Linked DNA regions of Homo sapiens: region 2 is linked to region 1. A link is an interaction called in ENCODE POLR2A ChIA-PET data of the cell type or tissue named here. Cell type or tissue: MCF 10A. All regions are shown on one strand. Region 1 has its middle 32 kb from the start of SCUBE3. Region 2 overlaps SCUBE3 (signal peptide, CUB domain and EGF like domain containing 3).

What was found. Peaks named below come from ENCODE experiments on the same cell type or tissue, not always from the same donor. Only the 100,000 strongest peaks of a DNase experiment are listed, where the experiment ranks them.
Region 2: POLR2A ChIA-PET joins it to region 1 with 6 read pairs; 4 of 35 experiments call an interaction of 5 or more read pairs at or near these places.

What each region holds. Positions count from the first base shown.
Region 1 is chr6:35,180,536-35,183,035 of GRCh38, reverse strand. No RefSeq gene overlaps it. Among named protein-coding and RNA genes, the nearest start is that of SCUBE3, 32 kb to the left of the region's middle. In MCF 10A, no CTCF peak of the experiment used is centred here; DNase peaks (open chromatin) are centred at 1,005 and 1,555.
Region 2 is chr6:35,233,643-35,236,142 of GRCh38, reverse strand. The region is part of intron 6 of SCUBE3 (signal peptide, CUB domain and EGF like domain containing 3); the gene reads right to left. All of the region lies in intron 3 of SCUBE3-AS1 (SCUBE3 antisense RNA 1), which reads left to right. Among named protein-coding and RNA genes, the nearest start is that of SCUBE3, 21 kb to the right of the region's middle. In MCF 10A, no CTCF peak of the experiment used is centred here; no DNase peak of the experiment used is centred here.

The DNA.
Region 1 (2,500 bases):
TCAAGAAAAAAGGAAAGGAAACGAAAAGAGAACAGACTTTAAAAATATGTGTGATATGGTCAAGAGATCGAGACCATCCTGGCCAACATGGTGAAACTCCGTCTCTACTAAAACTACAAAAATTAGCTGGGCGTGGTGGCGTGCGCCTGTAGTCCCAGCTACTTGGGAGGCTGAGGCAGGAGAATTGCTGGAACCCGGGAGGCGGAGGTTGCAGTGAGCCGAGATACGCCACTGCACTCCAGCCTGGCGACAGAGCGAGACTCCGTCTCAAAAAAAAAAAAAAAAAAAAAAAAAAAAAAATATATATATATATATATATATATATATATATATATGAATTATATATATGTATATATGATATGGAATGTATGTATTTATGCAACTTCTAAAAGTGTGTTGGACCCGAGCTGGGGAGGAGGTGCGGGCCCCCGGGGTCCCCTGGGGTCCGCGGGCCGGAGACTCGCGCTCCGGGCGGTGAGTCACAGACAGGCCCGGCTTGGCCGGCGCCTGCGGGCGCTTTGCAGCTGCACCTCGTCGGGGGCGCGGAATCCCTCACCTCGAGGAAAGCAGACGCCCGCCGCCCGGGAGACAGACCGCGCGGGGGTTTTCCAGCGGGGGCGGAGGCCCCTGAAAGGCGCATTGTCAGCCTGGGGAGGCGACGCGGCGCGAGGACAGCGGGACAGCGAGGCTGGGGGTGGGGTTGGGGACCCCAGCTGGGCGCCCGGTGGCTGCGTCGCAGATCCCTCGCCCGCCACGTGGGCCCTGATTCTCCTGATGCTGGGTGGGAGGCCCACAAAGCTCCTACTCCGCGCAGAGGCGACTACCGCCTGCACGGGGTCCGGAGCTCAGTGTCCAGAGTGCCCCAGGATTTGTGCACAGTTTTGCCTCACGTTAGAGCCCGAGAACAGCTCCAGCAGGTCCTGGAATTTGTCCGTGTTTGTGGCTCCCTCCTTGGGGCCCAGCAAGGAGCCTGGCACGTTGCCAGCGCTCAAGAAACATTTGCATGGTGAATCACAAGGGCCTTCGGCAGAAGTTGCCAGGGAACATCATGCTGAACTCTGGGCTCCACAGCCACACCCTCCCTCGAGAACCCTGTGCAGCCTTCCTGTACTGTTAGAACCCCACTTGCTTGATGGGCTTGATCATTAGGCTTCCATAGCTGTGTCCAGCCTCCTCAGCCCGACAGGGAGGCCCTGAGGGCAGGGACTGTATCACACATGTGACCACTTCCCAGAGCAAAACTGCAGGCGACCCCGCACACAGTAGGTGTCTTTCAGCAAAACATTGTGACAGGGAAGAGAAAGAGGATGCTTTGGGTCCAGTGGTTCTCTCTGTGTCCCTGAGTAAAAATCCAATTAGGTCTCAGAAATTCTGTTTTTTTGTTTTGTTTTGTTTTTTTGTACCAAAAGAGAAACTAAGAAATGTAACCTGAGCTCTGGGCCACTCAGGAGGCTGGTGGCAGGAGGGCAGGAGTATGGCATAACTTTGTAGCTTAAAAAAAACAACAACCAAATTAGAGCACTAGTTTAAGGGCTGAGTCAAGAGGGCCAAGACGTGTCTCTTGTTCCCTAGTCCTGGGCTGTTTGCCAGGAGAGAGGAAAATGCTTCCAGAAAGTCCAAGTCCAGGTTTAGTGGCTCCAAGGGAAAGATTTTTCTACATGGAACTAAAGCAAGAACTAGGTCGTAAACCAAAATCTTCTAACTTCCTCCATGACCAGGGTTGCAAGAGAGAAACGGGAGTAATGGAAAGAATAAGGGACTTGAGGTCAAAAGGTCTTGATTTGAGCCATGGCCTCAGCCTCTTAGATCAGCCCCATGTCTCTAGGAAAGTTCCTTGGCTTCTCTGAGCCTCCGTTTCCTCATCTGTAGCGTGGGGATAATAATGCCACTTCATTCACATGACATTTTACTAGTGGATGGGTGAGTACCTATCTCAGCTCATGACACACAGCAAGTCCTCAGTAGAAGTCTGTGGGTCAAACAGATAAGCATACAACAGTGCTTACTGCAGCATTATTCACAACAGCCAAAAGGTAGACACAACCCAAATGTTCATCAGCAGATGAATGGATACATAAAATGTGGTACATCCATACAAGGGAATGTTTTTCAGCCATAAAAAGGCATCAAGTTCTGATCCATGCTAACACACAGATGAACCTTCAAAACATTATGCTAAGTGAAAGAAGACACAAAAGTGTATATATGGTATGATTCCACTTATATAAAATATCTAGAATAGGCAAATTCATAGAGATAGAAAGTAGATTAGAGGTTACCAAGAAATGGGGAATCATTACTTAATGGATATAGAGTTTCTGTTTGGGATGATGAAAGAGTTTTGGAAACAGATTATGGTGATGGCTGCACACACTGTGAATGTAATTATGCCACCGAATTGTATACTTTAAAGATGGTTAAAATGGCGGAATATATATTATACATATTTCGCCACAATAAAACACTTTTCAAGGAAGACTATGGAATCTGATTGTGAAAA
Region 2 (2,500 bases), 53 kb before region 1:
TGCACTATCTCAAGCATTACAACCCTAAGGAAGGACTGTTATTTTATAGAAAAGTAAACTGAGGATCAGAGAGGAAAGTAGCTTGCCTAAGGTCATACAGTTAGAAAGTAACAGAGCCAGGATTCAAACTCAGGTCTGCCTGAACACACATGCCATGCTCTTAGCCATTACGGTAGGAGAGAATGGTGAGTGATGCTGGGACTGTGAACTAATGTGGGTAAGAACCCAAGAAAGAAGCCCCAAGGAGGGGATGGCATCTAATCCTATCGCACCCCTATCTCAGGTGGCACAGTGGGCATGACAGGGAAGATGAGGCTGGCTGGGTAGAGGGGGGTGGGGAGCAGATGGCTGGGAGTGGGGTGGGGTGTTAGAAGGTGGGTGTGGGAGGAGACAGCAGAAGAGGAAGGGCAGAAGGAGAGTGACAGGAACAAAGACGAGACCAACATGAAAGCTCCCGGGCCAGCTCTTAGGGACTCAGGTTTCTTGTCACCCAATGGGCCCAGTGCCCTGGCTGCCAGGATAGCCCTGCTGGCAAGTTGGGGCCCAGTCAGGCTGGGCCCAGTGGGCATGCAGTTAGTGGGAGCCCCAGCGGGTTAGCCCTTCCCCTAGCAAGCCAGTGAGAGCAAGCGGAGAGAGCAGACATATTTACCATTAGAAACGGCTTGAGTGGGGATGTGCTGCTCTAGCCGCCTTTCCCCTGTTTGACATTGTAAAAAAGCTGTTTAGGTGCTGGGCAGAAGCCACTGTGGCCCTCTGGCCCCGGACCCCTCCCCACCCTCTCCTCCCCACTGCCAGCCCAAACCAGTAGCCCCAAATGATGAGCCCTGGGACCCTTATGACAGCTTCACTCCTCATCCTTATCCTGTCTGGTGGTATCCCCAAAGATGCCAAGCTCCCCGCAAGTGACTGAAAAACTGAAACAGTCTCAGAAAGGGCAACCAACCATGTGCCCAGTACCACAGAGCATGCTCAAGCCTAAGCTGGGATGCACCCTCAAGTCTTACTAACCACAAAATCCCAAATCCCAAAGGGTGCCGCCCTTTCTGCTAAACTATACTGCCTTCTCAGTCTTCCCACCGAATCTGAATGTCCTGACGGCCCCAGGCAATGATGTTTCCTCTTACCAGGGATGGCCAGAAAAATTAGATATATGGCAAGGTAAAATAAGTTCTATTGGAGAAGAGGAAGAGGAACTAGGAAAGAATATAGCTGTAAACCCCAGAATAGCCTCATTTGGTCTTTTCTGCCTCATTTGGCCTTTTCTGCCTCATTTGGCCACAGCCCAGTGGTGGAACAGGTCTTGAGTTAGAGAAGAGCCCAAGCTCAGTAAGGGTGTTTTCAGAAGCAACCATGTCTGGAACTTTGAACAGAAATAAATCAGAGAGGGATCAGACCTTCACATCCCTGGCCCCTGACTCATGCATCTTTTCTTTGGGCACTGCAAACAATTTCTTTTGAGAGACTGGGGATGTGTGAATGTGTCCAGGAGGTGGTGAGAGCTTTGAAAAGCAAAATAATTAGACCTATGAGTAAAAAATGAAAGGAGCTGAAACACACCAGCCCAAAGAAGGCAATGAGAAGAGCCTAAAAATGTTCTGGGGTCTTTGAAGAGTTAATTCAGAGGGAAACGTGGCAGGGGAGATTTTAATTATATAGGGACTTTAGAAATGGATGTGCCAGTCTCTGGAGCAAGTGCCTGAGGGAGCCCTGTAAGAGCATCATCTGCTCTCCAGTTCCTATTCCTGCAGTGAAAGGGACAGGTCCCTGGAAAGTCTAGTTCCTCAGTTAATGTCATGTCTCTGATATACATAACTTCATACACAGTGACTGGATTCACACACCCCCATCCTCAGCATGCCACAGCCCACCAGATGGACAGTCATTCATAAACACCTATGCCCACACAGCAAGCTCATGCCCTGCCTGGCTAAAGACACAGCCTCTCTCTCAGCCAAACCTCTTCCTTTCATTTCCCCCTTCTCCAAGGGGAAACCTTGTTCCATCATCCTTCTCAGCACTAAAGACCTAAAGGCTAAAGGAATTAGGAATTAACTTTAAGGAATTAAACTCATCTAGGGTACCTGAAAATATGTGAGATAAGGCCTAAGAATTCAGGAAGAGGGATCCAGGTATTAAGAGGACCTCAAATCAAGGTAAGAGATGGAAGGCTGGAGTTGGTGAGGAAGAAACAGGGTTGCTGGTGGAGCTGAGAGGGAGTACCACTGGCATCTGGAGGAGAGAGAAGGAAATGGGGGGTAAGGTGAGGTGAGTAGAAAGGGGAGTTGCAGGAGGAGAGTGAGGAGAGAAGGAATAAAGAGGAAAAAGATACCTGGAGCCAGGAAACCCCATCTGTCAGTCAGTTCAGGGATGGTTGTTCCAGGAAGGAGCACTCTGTCCCACCCTCAGTTGCAGAGTGGGGACACTGGGCTTTGATAATTCCTCTGTTATCACACTAGTCAACCAAGGGCCTCTGGTCAGGCCTAAGCAGATGCATTTCCCC